Linked DNA regions of Mus musculus: region 2 is linked to region 1. Evidence: chromatin loops called from intact Hi-C (ENCODE). Cell type or tissue: gastrocnemius. All regions are shown on one strand. Links, peaks and the distances in the headings refer to the core of each region. The heading gives the core; the rest is flanking DNA. Region 1 overlaps Wdr27 (WD repeat domain 27). Region 2 holds the start of Gm41531 (a long non-coding RNA gene).

The links. Peaks named below come from ENCODE experiments on the same cell type or tissue, not always from the same donor. Only the 100,000 strongest peaks of a DNase experiment are listed, where the experiment ranks them.
Region 2: a loop joins it to region 1, with 4 times the contacts of the local background. A loop is called at or near these places in 4 of 42 quality-filtered maps.

The regions. Positions count from the first base shown.
Region 1 is chr17:14,920,297-14,925,681 of GRCm38, reverse strand. It overlaps Wdr27 (WD repeat domain 27), which reads left to right. Exons shown (of 25, transcript NM_175173.3): 6 at 962-1,013; 7 at 2,523-2,593; 8 at 3,302-3,422; 9 at 4,806-4,923. Among named protein-coding and RNA genes, the nearest start is that of Wdr27, 20 kb to the left of the region's middle. In gastrocnemius, for the core only: no CTCF peak of the experiment used is centred there; no DNase peak of the experiment used is centred there.
Region 2 is chr17:14,224,863-14,230,247 of GRCm38, reverse strand. Gm41531 (a long non-coding RNA gene) reads right to left here and starts at 4,164. Exons shown (of 2, transcript XR_876621.1): 1 at 3,624-4,164. In gastrocnemius, for the core only: no CTCF peak of the experiment used is centred there; no DNase peak of the experiment used is centred there.

The DNA.
Region 1 (5,385 bases), core at 198-5,197:
CAAACAAACAAATAAAGCATGCACCCGAGGAGGCTATTTTCTCACCACACACAAGTGGAGGTTTGATCTTCAAGTGGGACTGGGTTACTCTGTGTCGCATGTCTTGATTCTCCAGCATATGGACATTGAACAATTGTGAGGACTTTTCTTGAATCTAAATCTAGAGGGAGCAGTGTATATCTGAAAAGTTTTCCAATAACCAACAGATAAGTGGATTCCATTAGCACTACACCAAGCTTCAGAAAAAGTAAAGCAAAATGCAGATTCGCTTTTTAACAGTCCCAAGTTAGCTAGTATTAGTATAATTTTATTAATAAAGGATGAACATTTATCATTGTCCTGAAAGAAAAACTTAAAGTCACATGTGTGTATTAAACTACAAAAGTTGTTAGAATACATTCTATGGTCATTTGAAAATACTTATTTGATGGAACCGGTGACTTCCACTGGGAGTTAGCAGCTGTTGAGGCAGAAATCCAAGTTGCCCTACTTGGATAAACTATTTTGCATTTCAGTATTCTTATATTTCAAATAGACACAGTGGGGCCTCTTATATTACTGGTGGTCATGAAAATGAAGAGAGTTGGTATTTTGGAATGTCCTTGGAGCTGTGACTACCATAGAAAGGGTGGTGGGTACAACAAACACACGTGGCTGTCATGGTTGGAATGCAGTCCTGCAGGTGGTCACCCTCTACAATTGGGGCATAGCCCCAGGGACATGCTGGCACTTCTTAACTGAGCTACTCATCTTTGGAGGAGTCCTCCCAAGTCCATAGGTGGTCATCTTTGGGGAATCAGTATGTTTTTACCATTGTTCTGAAATCTTGGATTTTAATAATCAGTGATTCAATATGTGAATTTTAATTCTTTAATTATTTATATGGTTCAATTTTTATTGTTCATGGTTAGCAATACTGGCAACATTTTTATGTCTTAAATGAGCTGTTTTTCGTTTGCAGGTCTGGGACTTTTGTGTGGGATCCTTGATATACAGTTCATCCATTTTAACAGGTAAATGAAAGACTGACTCTTTTACATTCTAGCTGAGCAGGTAGAGTGAAGGAACTCTCCTGGTGTGGCTATCACCCCAGAAACAGTGCAGCAGACAGAGGTCTGAATCGCCCCAGAGACAGGTGGGCCAGTCACCAGCCACATCTTTAAGTCGCCATTCAGAATTGTGTGTATTGTGTAGCCAGACAGAGGTAATTCCCCTCTGTCTACTGAGCAGGTGAACGTCAGTTACTGTCTCGGAGAATTTTAACTTACACTTATATGTACATATATGCATTTGGCTTCTGAGCAGCTGTTTTAGGTAAGTATGTAGAGTAGATTGGCTCTCAGATAAAGTGCCTGAGACAAGGCCCTCTTCTGCCCTGTAGAGGGTCAGAGCTGGGAACATCTGGGACATCATCCTCCCCGATGAGTGGAGGATTGGACAGCATGCAGTCCATGGATTAGGTTGTAAGCATTTGTCCATCTTATACATTCTAGGATAACTGTTGCTTTCATCAAACTGTCCTTCTGTAGGAAATGGAACCATCACCTGATTATATAGATGTGTGACCAATGTCTATGGGCTGGCTCTCTCTCCTGGAGCCTGGAGGCTGTTGTGTGTGACATCTGGGGCCCTGTATTTCCTCCCTGCATCTAACAAGGTTGCTTCTGGAGTCTCCCTATCCCCTTTACCCCCATGTTCTGCCATGTATGCACTAGTGTCCTGGGACAGCAGAGATACCAATGCTAGGGGGCTTTCCTTCCCTTTGAGATGCCCCATAAAAACCCCACTTATGAGAAACACAGCCGTCTTGGTGACCTGCTAGAGTTCCTGCCGTAATTTATCCAGGATTGAGCCTTTCGGGCTGGTTACCCACATGCACAGTATCGTGTGCTGACAGCCTGCAGTTGTTCACCAAGCTTTGGCACGAAGCACATTTTTCTGGAATTTTGTTGGATTTTCTGAAGACCATCTTGTGAAACAATTTGAGGAACACAATTGTACATTGTTCTGTAAATTCACCTTGGATGCCATTTGCAGCTTAGTTAGGACATATAGTGTTTCTCAGCCTGTTTATGTAGTTCTTCCAAATTCGTGATAGTTTTAAACTATATTTGAAGTAAAATTAAATTTCATGGAGTCCTTTTTATTTAAAGCAAGATATCTATTTAACTGCTGTTTTTATCGCTAGGTTCACGATGCCATTGTTGTTAGTCTGCCGGCACTGCTCTGCTGGTTTGAAGGGCTAGCCGAGCTGTACTTTCTTCCTCTAGGCTGTTGACAGTTGCTCTGGGCCTGCTTAGTGTGAGCAGATGAGCCAGGCTCACTAGCAGCCAGCTGTAATTCATATACACCATCTTATTTGGGACAGCATTCCTTTTTTTTTTTTTTTCCCCCTTTGGCTCATGAATGTTTCCAAAGTTGTATTCATTTATAAGTTCACCTCCTGATATGAAGATTCAGAATAGTGCTAAGTTGAGTAGAAGAAGCACTGTCCACACTGAATGCCCTATGTTTTCATACAGCTTACCCTCTCCTAAATTTGCTTATCAATGAAGAAAACCAACAGCTGGTCACCGGCAGTGCTGATGGCCAGGTGAGAGCCCTGTGCGGATACATCTGAGTTTCAAGCATACAGAACATGAACAAGTACAGAGTCTCTGTTTCATGTGGTCACCAGCAATGTGCCAGGATTTGTCCCACTGTGCATGTCAGTGGTAGGGTTTGGGGGACCTTTGGTCTGCGGAGGGGACCCTGACGTGCATGTTTTTTAAATGCTAGGTAGTATTTGAATGAGCAAAAGTTAGAACTGCTGGCACAGCTGTCAGCACCAGCGTTGTATGATTTTAAACCTGAAAACACATTTCAAGATTTAAAAAATGTCAACACCTTAGGCTTATTTTATATAGGTGCTGTTGATACAAATATGATGAAGATATACTTTGGGGAGCTATGACAGTTAATTTTCTTTTCCATCAATTCAACTGCCATTATCTTAGGTGCTAGGACTCAGTAACATGGTAGAAATGTTCATGGCTCAAAGGCTGTAGCATGTGCTGTGTGACACTGAATCATAGCTGTGTCTGAGCTAAGGTTCTGGACAAAATCCCCCCTGTAAGCACTTGCATGGGAGCGATGCAGCGTTCAGGAAGCGACTAAAAGCAGCACTGGGGCAGTCCAAGTGTCTGAGAGAACCTAGGAACACCTGAAGCTCTTATCTGTGCTCTGCCCCACTTCCCTTTGGCTTTTGCAGTGAGTATCACGTCTTGAAAGAGATCTGTATCCACATTTTTTGATTTTGTAGCTGTGGATCTTTAGTTTGATGGAGGGACATCACTACCACTGTGTGGCACATGTGGACGTAAGGAAGAAAAGGGAGACTTTCACCACCCGAAGAATGATGGCTGAGCAGTGCAGCCTGCCAGGTGTGCTTCTTGTACCCTATAGGCCTCCTACATGGACACAGCACTCAAGGGCACACACAAGGGTTTCTGTGGGGCAGGCAGAGTGGGAAGGAGTAGAAGGGAGGTTTCTGATGTGGGAAAGGCCAGGGGTCCTGACCTCTGACACCACTGCGCCCCATAGGTTTGTGCCCCAGGCTGGAGGCTGGCTCTTACCCAGGGACTATGAGAATAGAACACAAACCCTAGGGTTGTCATGAAAGCAGGAGCTCAAGAGGGCAGACCCTGCAGCTGTCAGGAATGGCTCACCTGAGTGATCTGGGGCCTTGTCTCCCAAGGGGGTGCACTATAGTTACAGTTTCAGCGCAGACCTAATTTCCTTCAGGTCTCAGATCACAGATCCTGTGTCTACATCCGCACCTACTCCCCTAAGCTCCCGACCAGCTCTGCTGACAAAATTACTTCCTCTCGTCCATGTCAGCCTCCTCCAGAGCTCCACTCAGCCACCACGGGTCACAGGGAAGGAAGTGAGCGAGGCTGAGACCTGTTGGGTGTGGACTTAGTTTCCTCATTGCTCTCCTGCCCTGTGCTTGTTCTTATGGGTAGTTTTCTTTAGCTTATATTTTTGTGTGGTTTGAAATGATTTGTTTTTCAGTGAGGTCAGAAAGTCCTAACCTACCCTTATAGCTCCCTTTCCATGAATGTATTAAGCCATGATTTTTGTTATTTCTTTTGTTATTCTCCAACCCCTTGTTATTTCTTTTATAGACAGTCACTCGTTGTCTATTGCACCTTAGCTCCATCTTAGTGGTGGCATTAATCTCTTTACATTGGCAGGCTCTTCCCCAGCCCCATTCCTTACAGACTCAGTCTAGTCCGCACTTTGGTTTTTAACCTTGTTTTTCTTGGTCTTCCAAGTCTCAGTGTTCTTTCGAGGGGTTATGATTCATTCTATCAACATGAATTTCTGAAACATCCCTGCGTCTCTTCTTTTCTATTAGTGATTGCTAAGCAGTGTTGTGTCTTAGATAATCAATAACTCTTTTTTTTTTTACATACACACAACACAATTTTATTCAGATCAAGTGAAAACTGAAGTTATGACTTTGCAGTAAAAGGGACGGATCGTCAAAGTCTTGGTAATACAATCTCAGAAAGACAAGAAGCACATGTTCTCATTCATATGTGGAGCCTACTCTGTAACGTAGACATGTGTTAATAGAAGAGGGTGTGACTGTAGGCACAGCTTTGAGAAACATAGAAAATGGATGAAGAGAGGGTAAAAATACCAGCTGCGAAAGGAAGGAGGAGAATGGGGCAGGCGTGGACACACAGGGGATGAGAACAGAAGGTACATTAAGGGCGAGGTTGCAGAAAGAGTCAGAGAAGAATAACTTTGTTCTTTAGAAGACCATCAGTGCCGGTGCAGACATGAGGCGGATAAAAGGGGAGAGGCTGAAGCAACATTCCCTATCCTGAGCCTGGCGCCCTGTGACCTCTGCCTGCCGGATTCCCAGCGTGGAGCGTACGTATGGTGAACAGGGCCATAGCCATAGCCAGAATGCCTTCTAACTTTTTTTTATTTCTTTTAGTTTTTCGAGACAGGGTTTCTCTGTGTAGCCCTGGCTGTCCTGGAACTCACTTTGTAGATCAGGCTGGCCTCGAACTCAGAAATCTGCCTGCCTCTGCCTCCCGAGTGCTTGGATTAAAGGCATGTGCCACCACGCCCGGCTTTTGCCTTCTAACTTTCTTAAGTGAGCATTAAATTTGGTTTTATGAATGATTGAAGTAAATACCAAGTTTTTTGTGTGTGTCTCTTATTATTACCGACTGTAAATGCTCCTAAAATTGCATATTTTAAGCCTTAGATTTAGTAATTTTTTTCAGTTTAATTCAAGCCTTGTTACCAAACCTAGGCAGATGGGAACCTGGGTAGTAGGACTGTCCCTTGGATTGTGGCAGTGCATACATAGCTCACTCTCTTCTC
Region 2 (5,385 bases), core at 214-5,213, 700 kb after region 1:
ACATCCATCTCTCTGGTGGTTGCTCATATGCCCTAGGAATCAACACACATTCCCCAGTCAAGTAAGAAAATGGATGGCTAAAGGAATGAGTGAGTGAATTAATGAAGGAATTAAAGTGAATAAGTACAGGATACTCATATGCACATACACACATACATACTCATACGTGCACACATACACACACATGCACACATAGACACACATACATACATACACACACACATGCACCACACACAGATGCACACACATGCACACACATACAGGCAGGCGCACACACACACACACACACACACACACACACATGGTTCACAGAGGTCTTTGTGCTTACAGATCAGCACCAGGGGAACCTGGAATATTACGCAAACAGGGTTGTTCCTTCAAGGAAAGGAATGCAAGCCCTATTACCTATGTACATGCCCACATGTACACTCACACACATGCATACACACATGCACATATATACACACTCACATCTGCATGTACACATACTCACACATGCACCACACATACAGGCACACACACATGCACACACACACCACACCACCCCCACTGAATACATGAATGACTAAATGGATGAATAAATGAGTGAACTGGTAAATGAATCAATGCTTAAGTGTATAATTGAGTGAACGTACGACTGTCTGAGTATGTGAGGAAGTACTTGCATACACCAGTATCTGAATGTATGTCTCTGGTTCACACACACACACACACACACACACACACACGCGCGCACACACACTCACACACAGACACCACCCACTCACACACATGCACACCACACACACCCACGCATACATACTCATACACACAGTTACTTGTACACTCTCTCTCTCTCTCTCTCTCTCTCTCTCACACACACACACACACACATGCACACACATGTACACTTGGCTAGAGGCTCCTGTTTGCAAGTGGGTATGATGCAGTGAAGGAGCTGTGGTCCCAGCCGACACTGTGTGTCAGAACAGAGTGGTGACTGTCCACCCATCCACCCGAGGATCCCTGAGAAGTCTGGACTGGAAACTTGTCCTAAGTGTCAAACAGGCAGAAATTCCTCAGAACAGGAATGAGCTTCGAGTTACAAAGAGAACAGATGCCCGTGGCTGGAAAACTTACTTCTCTGTAAGGCATTTCTGAGCTTCGAAAGAGTCCTGAGAAGCAAATGAGAGTGTTTTCTTAAAGAAGCATGGGATGCACGTCCACCCTGCATGAGCAATATGCAGTGGTTAAGTCTGGGGAGCTGAAGGCAGACGCTTTGCCTCTGTTCCCATGGACACACTGGCCCTCGGGATACCTAGAGGGTGTCTGCATCCCATGCAGGGTGTCCTGACGTCAAGGAATCAATTCCTCCTAGAGACATGTCTGAAAACAGTGTAGGTGCCCTGTTTAAACAACCCATGAGACCCCCTCAAGGCCCAGGAGGTACACCCAACCTGCAGCTATGAGACACATGGCCACCTTTACCTTAAGATAAACTACATTGTTTATCTTAACACAAAACAGAAACTTGCCTACATATATTTTGTGACTTTTTTTTTTTTTGGTAGCTCTCTAGTTCCCTAGTTGTGAAGTTCTCTAGTGTGAACTTTATGGATGACCTCTGTCATGGTGTCAAAGGTTGGATGGTAGTAAATGTGTGGCACTACTCCAGTGTTCTGCACTCCTTGGGATATAATCCAAGAGGATGGCCCTCGGTACAGGGCACGTCTAACACTTGGGAGTGATGAGGGCAAGGTTCATTTCATGTGTGGCACATCATTCCCGACTGCTCTGGACAGCATTTCTAGCTCCCTGGTGACCAGGTCAGGATAATATCTCATTGGTAGGCAAGGTTCTCTTTATCACAGTGTGAGTAACCTCCGTGGTACGGAGAACCCTGGTTATGGGATTTGAAGATTTTCATAGAAACTGAGAACGCAGAATCTAATTCAGAGAAATGGTGAAAAGCTCTCCCTCTGTGGACTTTACATCCCAGGATCACTTGCTAACCACTGTCTTCCTAGCCCTTGGCCACACACGTGGCTGGAGGTGCTAAGATTCCTGTAAAGGAAACCCCTTCTCCCTGTCTTGCTCCTGAGCATGTCTTCTGGTTTCACAGTTAAGCCGGGAAAACAGAAAGTAAAGTCTCCCGAGGAATCTACTCTTCCCTGAGGTAAAGCAACACAGCCTGAGTCTATCGCCCCGCCTAAGAGCACCCACCCACAGAAGCAACACGTGGAAGGAGACATGGATTCCAAACAACACCCACAGAACTCAAGGCCAGCGGGCAGAGCCCTAGTCCCCCTGGACACCATTCCCACTAGCACAGTTCAAAGATGATACCACTCCTGGCTCCTCTCCTCTACAGTTCCCATCATCACCCACAAGCAAACTCTCAGGGCTATCACCAGCTGCTAACCGAGGCTGCCTCTCAGGGCCCCCGTGTAGAGCCATCTGGAGGTCTGCTTGAGTCACTGTCCTGAGTCACAGCTGTTCGTTCACCCAGACTGACAACACTGCGGAGTCCCTTATAGCTTCTCCTTGTTCATCTTCCCAGTCAGTCTTGCTTATCAGAGACTCATTCCCCCACCCCTGCCCCAGTGGAGGGTGTTTATGTTGTTCTAGTCGTACCAATATAAATAACATAAATAATAGGGAGTGGGAGGGTCTTGCTCCTAGAGGAATGTTGTCTCACCCTGTGAAACCCCTGGTGGGGTTGGCATGTGACTTCTGAGATACTGAACAGCCAGGCAGTAGAGAGCAGAAGAGAAATCTGCCCCTCCTCTTTCACCCTTTCTCTCCCTCCCTCTGCCCCTCCCTCCTTCTCCTTCTTCTACTTCTCATTCTTCTCTCCTCTCCTCTTTCCCTTCCTCCCTCTCCTCATCCCCCTCCCCCTTCCCCCTCCTTCTCCTCATCCCCCTCCCCTTTCCCCCCTCCCTCTCTTCGTTTTTGGAAGCAGAGTCCTGGGTGTTGTGTTCCTCCAGGCGGCACCCACCCCAGGTGACTCTACCAACTCCCCGTGGGTTCCAGGGCTCTGCTGCCCTTTCACCTCAGAGTGGGTGTCTCTCCGGTAGAACCCATGCATTTCTCAATGCCATCTAACACGTCACACAAAGATCAGTTTCACACGCCAAAATTATGTTAGACAAATGAAACATATTCTTAATATATAAATAAAGTACATGCTCTAGAAAGTGTGGATCCTGTCATCGCTACCACCTGGAATTCATTTCCAATGTTGGCTAAAATCTGAACCATCCCCTTCATTACTACACTGTTTGCCTCTCTGTGGGGAAGAGGGCGGTTCTCAAAGATGTCTGTTAACCTCCCTGGAGCTCAGAATCACCATTGTAAAGCAGCTGTAAGCAGTCAAGCCTTCTCAGAGTCTCTCTCTCTCTCTCTCTCCCTCCCTCCCTCCCTCCCTCTCTCCCTCCTCCCTCCCCCTTCTCTCCCTCCCTTCCCCTCCCCTCCCTCCCCTTCCCCTTCCCTCCCCTTCCCCTCCCCTCCCTCCCTTCCTCCTTCTCTCTTCCCTTCCTCCCTCCCTCCTCCCTCCCTCCCTCCTTCCATCCTCTTTGCTCACTTCCCTCTTCCACCTCCCTCTCTCTCTAGCCCACTCCTTTCCTCTCTGTGGACAGACATACCTTGTGATTGGCAGATGACCACACTGTCCCTCCACCACCACCACTGTGCTATGAAAAGTATGGTGTTCTGAAACTGCAGGCTAGGTTTTCGAGACAGAAGCACGTGACTGTGGACATGTGTGACTGTCCTGTGTTGTTCTGGGGACACAGTACTGTACAGCAGGGACCCGAGACTGCCCTTTGGGCTGCCATTGAGAATGTGCTAGATAAGAAGCCACACCTGAACACAATGGTGGCAAGTGTGCTTCCTGTAGAGAAACCCTACAAACGACACCACCTTCACCTTATCCTGGGGTCTAAAGAACAGGCATGAACATAGGATTCAGAGCAGAGGGGACAGCCATGAATCCCTGGGCTCTCTGTGGGCCCTGAGGTACACACAGCTGGTCGGGAAGTCGGCAGAGATCTGGACCTGTGGTTCCACCCTTCTCGGCCAGGTGCACATTCCCTGCTGATCTAGTCAGCAGGTGTGGCAGGCATTGAGGTTCTAGGGAGCCTAAGCCAGGGTCCCCTGTCTGGAGCCAGCCATGCTGCTGGAGCAGCTAAGGCAGGCAGAAACATCTGTCCTGAAAGATCAGCCAGATACACAGAATCTAATAGAAGAGAAAGCGGGAAAGAGTCTCGAACTCATTGGCACAGAGGGAATGTTCCTGAACAGAACACCAATGGCTCAGGCTCTAAGATCAACAATCAATAAATGGGACCTCATGGAACTGAATAACTTCTGTAAGGCAAAAAACAAACAAACAAAACAAAAAACAAACAAACAAACAAACAAAAAACCCAAAACACATCAATAGGACAAATTGGCAACCTACAGATTGGGAAATAATCTCTACTAGCCCTACATCTGACAGAGGGCTAATATCCAAAATATATAAAGAACTTAAGAAGTTAACCCCTAAAAAACCCAAATAACCCAATTTGAAAATGAAGTAAAGATAATCCCATTAAAAAAAATGGGGCACAGAACGAAACAAAGAATTCTCACCTGAGGAATACCGAATGGCTGAGAAGCGCCTGAAAAAATGTTCAACATCCTTAATCATCAGGGGAATGCCAATCAAAACAACCCTGAGATTCCACCTCACACCAGTCACAATGGCTAAGATCAAAAATTCAGGTGACAGCAGATGCTGGTGAGGATGTGGAGAAAGAGGAAAACTCCTCCATTGCTGGTAGGATTGCAAGCTGGTACAACCACTCTGGAAATCAGTCTGGCAGTTCCTCAGAAAATTGGACATAGTACTACCAGAAGATCCAGCAATACCTCTCCTGGGCATATACCCAGAAGATATTCCAACTCGTAATAAGGACATATGCTCTACTATGTTCATAGCAGCCTTATTTACAATAGCCAGAGCTGGAAAGAACCCAGATGCCCCTCAACAGAAGAATGGATACAGAAAATGTGATACATTTACACAATGGAGTACTACTCAGCAATTAAAAACAATGAATTTATGAAATTCTTAGGCAAATGGATGCATCTGGAGGATATCAACCTGAGTGAGGTAACCCAATCACAAAAGAAGTCACTTGATATGCACACAGTGATAAGCGGATATTATCACATTCCCTGCTGGTCTAGTCAGCAGGTGTGGCAGGCATTGAGGTTCTAGGGAGCCTAAGCCAGGGTCCCCTGTCTGGAGCCAGCCATGCTGCAGGAGCAGCTAAGGCAGGCAGAAACATCTGTCCTGAAAGATCAGCCAGATACACAGAATCTAATAGAAGAGAAAGTGGGAAAGAGTCTCGAACTCTT